Regions from separate parts of the Homo sapiens genome. Here region 2 is linked to region 1. The links are chromatin contacts, found by Hi-C or POLR2A ChIA-PET in ENCODE. All regions are on one chromosome and are shown on one strand. Each heading gives the region's core, a stretch centred on a gene start or an enhancer-like site at or near the end of the contact. The rest is flanking DNA. Distances are from core to core; before and after follow the strand shown.

What was found. Hi-C counts contacts between places; a loop is a spot of excess contacts on that map. ChIA-PET counts read pairs that join two places held with the same protein, here RNA polymerase II (POLR2A). Pooled maps may share reads with other maps.
Region 2: POLR2A ChIA-PET joins it to region 1 with 21 read pairs in naive thymus-derived CD4-positive, alpha-beta T cell. The contact joins two enhancer-like sites. A Hi-C loop is called at or near these places in 5 of 50 pooled maps. POLR2A ChIA-PET finds 5 or more read pairs at or near these places in 2 of 52 experiments (activated CD4-positive, alpha-beta T cell and naive thymus-derived CD4-positive, alpha-beta T cell).

What each region holds. Positions count from the first base shown.
Region 1 is chrX:136,588,708-136,595,437 of GRCh38, forward strand. No RefSeq gene overlaps it. Among named protein-coding and RNA genes, the nearest start is that of MIR934, 41 kb to the left of the region's middle. Within about 2 kb of position 1,389, at least 2 of the 41 ENCODE cell types and tissues checked have a DNase peak (open chromatin) inside an H3K27ac peak, as active enhancers do.
Region 2 is chrX:136,848,260-136,854,523 of GRCh38, forward strand. It overlaps the pseudogene RAB28P5. Among named protein-coding and RNA genes, the nearest start is that of SNORD61, 28 kb to the right of the region's middle. Within about 2 kb of position 2,377, at least 2 of the 41 ENCODE cell types and tissues checked have a DNase peak (open chromatin) inside an H3K27ac peak, as active enhancers do.

The sequences.
Region 1 (6,730 bases), core at 139-2,638:
TCAAACTCCTAGGCTCAAGAAATCCTCCCACCTCAGGCTCCCAAAGCGCTGGGATAACAGGCATGAGCCACTGCATCCGGCAAATTCTTCTTAACTTTCTTGTTTGCAAGAAATAGAAACCCATTCAGCTAGTTCAGATAAAGGATGGGTGGGAAAATGAAATTAATTCAGAAATATTAACTGACACTCACTATGTGCCGGGTTCTGAGCTAGGAGTCCCTGGTAAGCAGTGACTAAGATGGACACAGTCCCTGTCCTCACAGAGCGTACCATCTAGGAGGAAAAAAAGCACTAAACTAACAATTACACAGTTTGGGTGTTGTTGTTGTTGTTTCTGAGACAGGGTCTTGCTCTATTACCCAGTCTGAAGTGCAGTAGCGCAATCTTGGGTCATTGCAACCTCCGCCACTGGGGTTCAAGCAATCCTCTTGCCTCAGCCTCCTGAGTAGCTGGAATTACAGGCATGTGCCACCACACCACACTAATTTTTGTTTCTGTTTTGTTTTGTTTTTTAGTAAAGATGGGGTTTCACCATGTTGGCCAGGCTCGTCTCAAACTCCTGACTTGAAATGATCCGCCCACCTCAGTCTCCCAAAGTTCTGGGATTACAGGCATGAGCCACTACGCCCAGCCTATTTGTTATTTAATTATAAGCACGATGTGCACTCTGAGGGAAAGGAGTGAGGGGTCGTGAGAGCCCATGGAGCTCCAACCTAATAGGGCTGGATGAAAGGCCAGAGGAGGCTTCACTGGAGAAGTGATATTTGAGAAAACTCAGGAGCATACCTTTAGCTGGGATGAAGGAAGCATTATCTGGTACCCTTGCTTTTCTTTCTAATTCCCTTATCAGGCAATACGTTACAAAATCAGCATGAAATTTGATAAATTAAAACTCAGAAACAATGTAGAAAAAAAAGCCTCCCGATCTATTTTATACTCGCAGGCTCCTTCCACCAATATGCTCAATTATTTTCCCTGAACAGATGTTCCCAGACCTTTCACTCACCCAGGAGTTTATTTCTTGTTTATTCCTGACAAAATTGCTGTTTAGCATAAGATTTAAAATGTGTGCATTTACAGCGCTACATCCAGAATGCACCCCAGAAAGGAATTTTCACCATTAAATGTACAACTTAGTCAGGGTTATGATGACTAAAATGTTGTGGGAATGCTGATTATTTAAACATGACATTATTAAGTTTTAATTCATCTTTGTAAACAATTCTTTATTTTTATACTGCTGCAGAATTAATACCACTGTTGACTTGTGTTTCAGTCTTTACATATCGCATTCCCTGTGCTTTTCACAGGTCTACTGTGTTTCCACAGTTACTTCCCATCTGAGAAGCTGGAGAGGAGGCATTTGCCTTGACCCTCCACCCACCTACAGTCAGGCAAACATGCCTCTGACTAATAGAAACTGCCTGAAGGTGATGACTTGGTACATCCAGCAGACACTGAACTGCTGGACAGAATCATATTTATAGCTTTCTTACAACTATCTTTTGCTTCTCACACAGGGTAGCTACTGGATACAGGAAGGTGCGTCTTCTTTTCTCACACCCATTTCTCTCCTTTGGGTTTATGACTCCACCATTGTAGACATACTTGTCTGGCCTAAGAAAGCAAACTGACCAAAGAGTTGCGCAAAACTCAGCAGATTCCATTTTGTAAACCTTCTCCAGTTGGAATTGCATAAAAGAGCCCTTCTCCTTTAAATTTCACTTTGAACTCTACCTTGGCTGAACCAAAATATCAGAGGGAAACTCAGTCAAAACCACAGTGTAGACCCCAAATAAGTAAAGATTTACTTGAAACCTGAAGATTTTCTCAAAAGCTTTTGAGAAGGTGCAGATAGAAAGGCCAACCTCACTTGGATTTATGATAAGGAGTGAAATCTGAAACCATGGGTTCTAGGCACTGGCTACCACTAGAGGTAGGTGGTAAAATAGCAATAATAATAATAATAATTACTGCTGCTACTACTACCTCTTGTCTTAAGCCTTTGCTATATGTCAGTAGATATTGTGCTAAGCATTGTTTATCTCAATGGCTTATCTCAGCAACCCTCTGGGGTGGGTGTGATATGACATCTCTTTACAGATGAGAAAATAAGGCTTGTTCGAATTCTGCCAATTATACTTGCAAGCATGTATGTGTAGCTCTATGCAATTTTATCACATGTGAAGATTTGTGTAATCACAACCACAATCAAGATACTCAACTGCAGCCTGGGCAAAATAGTGAGACCTCGTCTCTAAAAAAAAAAAAAAAAAAAAAAAAAATACAAAAAAGAGGCCTGGCGCAGTGGCTCATGCTTGGAATCCCAGCACTTTGGGAGGCCAAGGTGGGTGGATTACCTGAGGTCAGGAGTTCAAGACCAGCCTGGCCAACATGGTGAAACCCTGTCTCTACTAAAAAATACAAAAATTAGCCAGGTGTGGTGGTGCATGCCTGTAATCCCAGCTACTTGGGAGGCTGAGGCAGGAGAATCGCTTGCACCTGGGAAGTGGAGCTTGCAGTGAGCCGAGATTGCGCCACCGCACTCCAGCCTGGGTGACAGAGCAAGAGTCCGTCTCCAAAGAAAAAAAATAAAGAAAAATAAAGAAAGAAAAAGACAGAGAGAGAGAGAGAAAGGAAGGAAGGAAGGAAGGAAGGAAGGAAGGAAGGAAGAAAGAAAGAAAGAAAGAAAGAAAGAAAGAAAGAAAGAAAGAAAGAAAGAAAGAAAGAAAGAAAGAAAGAAGGAAAAAGAAAAGGCCGGGCGCAGTGGCTCACGCCTGTAATCCCAGCATTTTGGGAGGCTGAGGCGGGCGGATCACCTGAGGTCAGGAGTTTGAGACCATCATGGCCAACGTGGTGAAACCCCGTCTCTACTAAACATACAAAAAAAAAATTATCCGGGCATGGTGGTACACGCCTGTAGTCCCAGCTACTCGGGAGGCCGAGGCAGGAGAGTTGCTTGAACTCAGGAGGCAGAGGTTGCAGTGAGCCAAGATTGCACCATTGTACTCCAGCCGGGGTGACAAGAGCAAAACTCCAACTCAAAAAGAAAAAAAGAAAAAAGAAAAATAAAACAAAAAAAGAGCCAAGCTCACACCTGTAATCCCAGCACCTTGGAAGGCTGAAGCAGGACGATTGTAATTACAGACGGGGTGGCTTGTGCCTGTACTCACAGAAACTTGGAAAACTGAGGCAGGAGGATGGCTTGAGCCCAGGAGTTTGAGGCTGCAGTGAGCTATGATAGCACCATTGCACTCCAGCCTGTGAGACACAGCGAGACCCTGTCTCTAAAAAAACTAAAATAAATAAATAAAATAAAAGATACTTAACTGTACCATTGCCACAAAACTCTGTTATTATCCTTTTACGGCCACATTCGGCCCCTCTCCCTTATCCCTGGTAACCATTAATCTGTTCTCTATCATAATAGTTTTGCCATTCTGAGAATATTATATAAATGAACTCATAGACTACATAAACTTTTGAGATTGCCTTTTTTTTTCCCCTCAGCATAATTGCCTCGAGATTCATCCAAGTTGTTGCATATTGTATTGTTTGTATTATTGAGTGGCATTTCACGGTATGGACATAGAACAATTTCTTTATTGAAGTTTATTCCTATTGAAGGACATTTGGGTATTTTTCCAGTTTTTGGCTATTACAAATAAAGACAAGTATCTGCATGCAAATTTATGACCATAAAGTTGTTTGTAGTATTTCTTATTATCCTTTTAATGGCTGCAGAGGTTGCTGTGATATCTTTGTTTTATTCCTCATATTGGTGATTTTTGTTTTTTTGGGTTTTTTTTTTTTTTGTATTTTTTTAGGGACAGGATCTCACTATGTTGCCCAGGCTAGAGTGCAAGTGGCTATTCACAGTCACAATCATAGTGTACTACAGCCTCATACTCCTGGGCTGAAGCAATCCTCCTGCCTCAGCCTCCTGAGTACCTGGGACTACAGATGTATGCCACTGTGCCTGGTCTGATATTGGTGATTTTTATCTTCTTTCGTTTTACCTTTGTCAAATTTGCTAGAGGTTTATCAACTTTATCAAGTTATTTCAAAGAACCAGCTTTTTTTTTTTTTTTTTTGAGACGGAGTTTCGCTCCTGTTGCCCAGGCTGGAGTGCAGTGGCACAATCTCAGCTCACCACAACCTCCACCTCCTGGGTTCAAGCGATTCTCCTGCCTCAGCCTCCCGAATAGCTGGGATTACAGGCATGCACCACCACACCCAGCTAATTTTGTATTTTTAGTAGAGGCAGGGTTTCTACATGTTGGTCAGGCTGGTCGCAAACTCCCAACCTCAGTTGATCCGCCCCCCTCGGCCTCCCAAAGGGCTGGGATTACAGACATGAACCACTGCGCCCGACCTGAACCAGCTTTTTGTTTCATCAGTTTTTCTAATGATTCTCTGTTTTCTATGCCACTGAAAACAATGGTATTGACTTTCTCTTCTTTTTCTAGGCTCTTAAGATGTGAGCCTAAATTATTGATTTGAGACTTTTGCCCTTTTCCAATGTAAGCATTCAGTGTTATAAATTTCCTTCTTGGCACTGTTTTAGCTGATTTCCATATATTTTGATATGTTGTGTTTTCATTTTATTCAGTCCTATTTATTTTTAAATTTCCTTTGAGACTGCTTTTTTGACTCATGTATTATTAGGCATGCTGTTTAGTTTCCAAGTGTTTAGATATTTCCCTTTTATTTTTCTGTTATTGATTTCTAGTTTGATTCCATCTGGCCAAATAACACATTGTATATAATTCCATTATTTTAATTTGTTAAATTTTTTTTGTAACCCAGGGTATAGTTATCTTGGTGAATGTTCCGTAGGAACTTGAAAAAAAAAATGTGTATTCTGCTGTGTTTGGGCGGAATGTTCCATATATGTCAATTAGATCCTACTGGTTAATTGTGTTAAGCTATATCCTTGATGATTTTTTGTCTAGCAATTTTATCAATTGCTAAGAATGGATTGTTGAAGTCCCCGAGTATTATTGTAGATTTGTCTATTTCGCCATTCAGCTCTACAGGTTTTGCTCATGTATTTTGCAGCTCCATTCTTTGGTGGTCTTCTCAGTGGTTTGACCCTTTATCATTATGTAATATCTCTCTTTGTCTCTGATAATTTTCTTTGCTCTGAAGTCTACTTTATCTGATATTAATATTGCCACTTCTTTCTTTTGATTAATGCTTGTAGAGCATCTTTTTCTATCCCTTTACTTTCAAACTATCCTGTTATATTTGAAGTGCATTGCTTATGAACAGCATATAATTGAGTCACATATTTAAAATCTATTCTGCCAATCTCTTTTAATTTGTGAATTTAGACCATTTACATTTAAAGTAATTATGGAATTTCTAGAGCTTAAGACTGTCATTTTAATATTTATTTTATGTTCATTCTCTGTTTCTTGCTCCTCTGATATTTTTTCTTGCCTTCCTGTAGGCTACCTGAACAACTTTTAGAGTTCCATTGTATTTATTTATAACGCTTTTGATTATACTACTTCATATAGTTTTCTTAATGGCTGCTCTAAGTCTTACTATACACATACATAAATTATCACAGCCTAATGGTATTGACATTTTACCAATTGAGAGAAGTATGGAAACATTAATTCCATTTAGGTCCCTTTAATCTCCCCACTTTTCAAATACAACTGTCTTAGGTATTTTCTCCAAAATCATTGAGCTCCACGTCAGATAGTGTAACAACACTTCCTTCAACTATAAAATATGATTAAAGAAACTCATGAAGTAAAGAATAGTCCATTACACTTACTTCTATTTTTACCAATTCCATTATTCTTCCTTCCTTTCTGAAGGTCCATATCTCCTTTTGTTAACATTTTCTTGTTCTTTAGAGAACTTCCTTTAGCCATTATTTCAGGGTAGGTTTGATATTGACAAATTCTCTTAGTTTTCCTTCACTTGAAAATATCTTGATTTCCCCCTTCATTCTTAAAGAATGGTTTCACTGGATACAGAAATTGTAATTGACATATCTTTTCTTTCATTACTTAAAAAATGTGCCATTTCCTTCTGGCCTCCATGATGTCATTTGAGAAACCCTCTGTGATTCAAACTGGTCTCCTATAGGTAAGGCATGGTTCTCTCTGGCTGCTTTCAAGATTTTTTTTTCTTCAGTTTTCAGATGTTTAATTATGCTGTATCTGACTCTCTACCTCCTACTCCATCCTTGCAAATTTATGTGGTGTGGATTCATATTGGTGTGAATTTCCTTGGGTTTATCCTAACAGAGATTTTCTCAGCTTCTTGAATCTTTAGGTTTATGTCTTTTGACAACTTTGGGGAATTTTCATCCATTATTACTTCAAATACTTTTTCAGTCCCACTCTGTCTCTCATGCACCTCTCATAATATTAATATTTTTATTTGTTTCAAGAGAACTTGTAAATTCAACAGAATTTGTAATAGATCATTGAAGCATTTTTATGACATCTGCTTTAAAATCCTTGTCAGATAATTCCAGTGCGTGGTTCATCTCAGTATTGGTGTCACTTGGTTGTGTTTTTTTCTGGTATTTGGTATGACAGGTAATGCTTTGTTTTGTTTCACTTTATACAATACTTTTATCTCCTTTTGTTTTTAGTTGACATATAATAATTGTACAAATTTATGAGATACAGAGTGATATTTTAATACATGTATACAATGTGTAATGGTCAGATTATACACTGTACATTTTGCTTTTTTATGT
Region 2 (6,264 bases), core at 1,127-3,626, 260 kb after region 1:
TTCTCTGGAATTAGACTGTTTCATTGAAAAAGAATGGTGTCCGGCCGGGCGCGGTGGCTCATGCCTGTAATCCCAGCACTTTGGGAGGCCGAGGTGGGTGGATAACCTGAGGTCAGGAGTTTGAGACCAGCCTGACCAATATGGTGAAACCCCATCTCTACTAAAAATACAAAAAATTAGCCGGGCACGGTAGCGCACACCTGTAATCCCAGCTACTCGGGAGGCTGAGGCAGGAGAATCGCTTGAACCCGGGAGGTGAAGGTTGCAGCCAGCCGAGGTCACGCCATTGCACTCCAGCCTGGGCAACAAGAGTGAAACTCCATCTGGAAAAAAAAAAAAAAGAAAGAAAAGAAATGGTGTTGCTTCTCTGTATGTTCTTGCTTTTTTCCCTGATGTAAATTTTTTTTTTTTTTTTTTTGAGACGGAGTCTCGCTCTGTCGCCCAGGCTGGAGTGCAGTGGTGCAATCTCAGCTTACTGCAAGCTCCGCCTCCTGGGTTCACGCCATTCTCCTGCCTCAGCCTCCCGAGTAGCTGGGCTACAGGAACCCGCCACCACACCCAGCTAATTTTTGTATTTTTAGTAGAGACGGGGTTTCACCGTATTAGCCAGGATGGTCTTGATCTCCTGACCTTGTGATCCGCCCGCCTCGGCCTCCCAAAGTGCTGGGACTACAGGCGTGAGCCACCACGCCCGGCTCCCTACTGTAAATGTTTTAAATATGAAAAGTATCCAAGTCTTGATCATCAGCCAGGATCTTGTCACAGTGGTTTCATTATCTCATGTGAACTCACATATGTCGAAGTATACTTCAGGATGCAAACATCACACAAGTAACATATTTTGCCTATAGATACTTGAGAAGGTATTCTGTTGCTATCAATTGCGAGTAAAAATAAAGCTATCATCTAACTGAAAATGCTCAAAATAAGCCTGTAATAGAAATTTTTTTTCATTTTTAAAAAGGAGCCTGGCCGGGCACAGTGGCTCACATCTGTAATCTCAGCATATTGGGAGGCTGAGGCAGGTGGATCACCTGAGGTCAGAAGTTCGAGACCAGTCTGGCCAACATGGTGAAACCCTGTCTCTACTAAAAATACAAAAAAATTAGCCGGGCATGGTGGCAGACGCCCGTAATCCCAGCTATTCAGGAGGCTGAGGCAGGAGAATGGCTTGAACCCGGGAGGTGGAGGTTGCAGTGAGCTGAGATTGTGCCATTGCATTCTAGTCTGGGTGACAAGAGCAAAATTCCGTCTCAAAATAAATAAATAAATGAATAAATAAAAAGGGGCCTAAATTGCCTATTTTGTAGTTTGTAGTCATGATGTATTGTGTAATACTCAGTTTACATGACTTTATGAATTTAGATAAATGTTCAGCTGATGCTCCACCTGGAATTTCTCCTGCAAACTACATAAGAGTAGTCCAGGAATGAGTTATGACAGGTTTTTTTTGTTTTGGGGGTCTGTCTGTTGTGGTGGTGGGTTTTGTTTTTTTATTTTTTCGGGTTTTTTGTTTTTGAGACAGGGTCTCCCTCTGTCACCCAGGCTGGAGTGCAGAGCCACAACCACACTCACTGCAGCCTCGAACTCCCAGGCTCAGGCAATCCTCCCACCTCAGCCTCCCAAGTAGCTGGAACTACAGGCATGTACCTCCACACCAGCTAATTTTTAAATTTTTTGTAGAGATGGGATCTCACTATGTTTCAAGGGCTGGTCTCAAACTCTTGGCCTCAAGTGATCCTTCTGCCTTGGCCTCCCAAAGTGCTGGTAGTACAGATGTGAGCTACCACACCTGGGCAGTGACATACTGTTGAATCTTTGTAGATCAGACTGTACCTGATGTTCAGATGTTTTTCTCTCACAAATTTAAATTTTCTGAAAAGACCCACAGGGGCCGGGCATGGTGGCTCATGCCTGTAATCTCGATACTTTGGGAGGCCGAGGTGGGTGGATCACCTGAGGTCAGGAATTCAAGACCAGCCTGGCCAACATGGCAAAACCCCATCTCTACTAAAAATACAAAAATTAGCTGGGCATGGTGGCGGACGCCTGTAGTCCCAGCTACTTGAAAGGCTGAGGCAGGAGAATCACTTGAACCTGGGAGGCGGAGGTTGCAATGAGCCGAGATCACAACACTGCACTCCAGCCTGGACAACAGAGTGAGACTCCATGTCAAAAATAAAATAAAAACTTTTAAAAAGACCCACAGGGAACACCCACACCAACATCCGGGGGACACTGTCTATGTCCTTCCTCTTCAAAACCCAAACTGTGATCTTTGCTTCCTTTGTCCAGTGAGAACAATGTGCCGTGTTTGAACTTCACCTTCCTGTGCTACAATCCGAAAACTGCCCCTAGTCAGAGAACTGAGTGAACATGGGGCTCTCCTCGTGTGGCTTTCGTTTCTCAAGGATTGTTCTCCTAGAGTACTTATTGTGCAATGTCTCAAAATAGTTGCCTCATTATATGTTGGTTAGTTTTACAGTTGTTTATGGGGAGAGAGTAGGTGCAGTATCGATTATCCCATCATTTCCAGAAATGGAAGTTGCTTTGTTTACTTTTCTGTGTGTTACAGTTCAATTTTTAAAATCTTTTTCATGCTCATTTTTGTGGTGGAATAAAAATGGTTTTATTTATTTGTTTTATGAGACAGGGTCTCGCTCTGTCACCCAGGCTGGAGTACAGTGGTGTGATCACAGCTTACTGCAGGCTTAATAGGCTCAAGCAATCCTCCGGCCTCAGTCTCCTGAGTAGCTAGGACTATAGGCAAGTGCCATCACGACCAGCTAATTTTATTTTTCATAGAAACAGGGTCTCACTATGTTGCCTAGGCCTCAAGCTATCCTCCCAAAGTGCTGAGACTGGCCTCCCAAAGTGCTGAGATTATGGGTGTGAGCCATCACACCCAGCCAAAATGTTTTTTAAAAGCTAAAGGAAGATTATTACAACATCACACAGGCTTAGACCCCTCAGGATTGAAGGTTTAGTAAACCAAGTAAAATACCACCATTAACTGAGGTAAAAAAAAATATATATATATATATATATATATATATATATATATATATATACACACACACACAAAATGGATATTTTAGGAAGAATATTATGATTACCAATTATTGCCTTGTGACCAGTTACCTAAGCAAGAGTCATAGTCTCTACCTGAATTTCTCCTTTTACTGTATCATACTCTTGTTTTCTCTTCTCCCAATATTTTATATAGAATGTTTAGGGATACATTTTAACATTTTCAGTTTATGTATTGGAAAAATAAGATTGCAGACATTCTGCACTTGGAGTTGAATAAAACTATTCACAAAACTTTAGGTTGTCTTTCTTTGGGGTAGCCATAAAGCAGTACACTTGAAGATGTATGCCAAATAGTTAAAGTATGTTAGACAGTGGTATTTTTAGAAGAGCAAATGAGAAGTGAAGCATATTCATTCAATTAACACATACTTGCTGAACTACTACTATGTTCTAGGCATCATCTCAGGCTTTGGGGATACAGGAATAAACAAAACAGGCAAAGATCCCTGATCTTATGGAGATTATAATTCTATCAAGAGAAGACAAAAAGAATGGGTTTTTAAAAATTGGTAAGTCAGCCCGGCACAGTGGCTCACGCCCATAATCACAACAGTTTGGGAGGCCGAGTTGGGCAGATCATTTGAAGCCAGGAGTTCGAAACCAGCCTGGACAACATGATGAAACCCCATCTCTACTAAAAATACAAAAATTGGCCAGCCATGGTGGTGGGCACCTGTAATCCCAGCTACTCAGGAGGCTGAGGGAAGAGAATCCCTCAAGCCCAGGAGGCGGAGGTTGCAGTGAGCAGAGATCATACCACTGCACTCCAGCCTGGGTGACACAGTGAGACCCTGTATCAAAAAAAAAAAAAAAGGCCGGGCATGGCAGCTCATGCCTGTAATCCCAGCACTTTGGGAGGCCAAGGCAGGCAGATCACGAGATCAGGAGTTCAAGACTAGCCTGACCAACATGGTGAAACCCTGTCTCTACTAAAAATACAAAAATTAGCTGGGCGTGGTGGTGTGCACCTGTAATCTCAGCTACTTGGGAGGCTGAGGTGGGAGCATTGCTTGAACCCGGGAGGCGGAGGTTGTGGTGAGCTGAGATCGTGCCATTGCACTCCAGCCTGGGCAATAAGAGCGAAACTCCGTCTCAAAAAAAAAAAAAAAAAAAAAGGTTAGGGAAGAGGATCAGCAAACGACTGAAGTAGTGATCAATGGAGTAAAAGAAAAAGTGAAGTATCCTAAAATTAGGATACTATCAGGGAAGGAGTGACTAATGGAGTCAAATATGGAAGAGGAAAATTTGGATTGAATCTAACAATGCGCAGGTGACTGGTGACCTTGACAAGAGCAGTTTCGGTGGAATGATGAGAGTGAAAACTTGACTGAAATGAATTAAACAGAATGTGGGAGGAGGAATTGCAGACAGCAGGCATAAGTGACTCTTTTAAGACATTTGGCCACAAAGAATAAGGAACTGGGGTAGTATGTGGACAGCATAGTGTAGTGCATAGTTATTGTTGATTTTACTGTCCCATATCCATTCTACCTTCTCATGGTACATCAACTTGTCTTCCAGGAGTTACTTCTCCCTCATTGTATACTTGCTTTGTGGGACCACGACCTGCACTCAAGCTGTAAGTGTTGCTAGAGAAAAATATGTAAGCATGCTTAACTGGTTTCTCTATAAATTCATGATACAAATCTCAAATGGGACTCAAAACTACCAAATACTTCTCTAGTTTGTTCACTTTCCAACTTTTCAGATGACTGTCTCATTTATTATCTCTCCTCAAACCTCCACTTCTCACTCCTCCTCACTTTCAGCAGATAACATTGCCTCTAAATAACTAGAAAAAAGATACAATATTAAAAGTTTCCTGGCAGGGTGCAGTGGCTCACGCCTGTAATCTCAGCACTTTGGGAGGCCAAGGCAGGCGGATCACACGAGGTCAGGAGTTCAAGACCAGCCTGGCCAACATGGTGAAACCCTGTCTCTACTAAAAATACAAAAATTTGCTAAGCGTGGTGGCAGGCGCCTGTAATCCCATCCACTCGGGAGGCTGAGGCAGGAGAATCCCTTGAACCCGAGAGACAGACATTGCAGTGAGCCGAGATCGCACACTGCACTCCAGCCTGGGGAACAGAAGGTGATCCATCTCATTAATAAATAAATACATAAATAAGTAAGTAAATTTCCTTATTTTCCCATAACCTAATCTACTAATCTCCTGCTTGTCCACCCTCATTCTTTGCCTTCCTTCCCTTATAGTGTGGTGGATGAAATACTTCTGCTCTTAACGTCGCCCTGTGACTTTTTTGGCTTCCATCTTCCCTTATCCAAAGACTTCATTAATACTGTCATCCCCTCATTCTCATGTGTCAATTTCTCCCCCTTTACTGGAACAGTCCCACAAACCTATATTCTAGTGCCGGGCGCGGTGGCTCATGCCTGTAATCCCTGCACTTTGGGAGGCCGAGGTGGGCAGATCACATGAGGTCACGAGTTCGAGACCAGCCTGATCAACACGGAGAAACACTGGCTATACTAAAAATACAAAATTAGCTGGGCGTGGTGGCGTGCACCTGTAATCCCAGCTACGGGAGGCTGAGGTAGGAGAATCACTTGAACCCGGGAGGCAGAGATTGCAGTGAGCCGAGATCACGCCATTGCACTCCAGCCTGGGCAACAAGAGCGAAACTCCATCTCAAAATAAATAAATAAATAAGACATTCTAGTATCTCCCATTTTAAAAAAATACCTCCCTTGACCCCACATCCTCCTACTCTTCTGTCCTTCACCACAGCAACATTTCTCGAAATAGCTCACTCTAGTTCTTGTCTTTCCTTCTGTGCCATTCTCTCCTCAACCCACTTCAAATAGGGTTGTGCGCCTTCCATCCCCCTGAAATGGCTTTTGTTAACTGTGTGTTAGTATGCCCAACGCATGTAGCATGTTGTGTCGAATGCTCACTCCTTTTTCTTCACCTCTGAGCAGCATTCAACAGTCATTCTTGCAACTTTCTCTTGGCTTCCTAGAAACCACACTATCCTGATTTTCCTCCTACCTCTGAGCCCATTCCTTTTTAGATTTCATGCTACATTCTCACCTCGTGGGCCTCTAAAACGTTAGAGCATGCCAGCATTCAGTCCTTGGACTTCTCTAGTTACACTCTTCCTGAGTGATCTCATCCACTTCGATATTCATACCTTATAGTGCCATCCACAT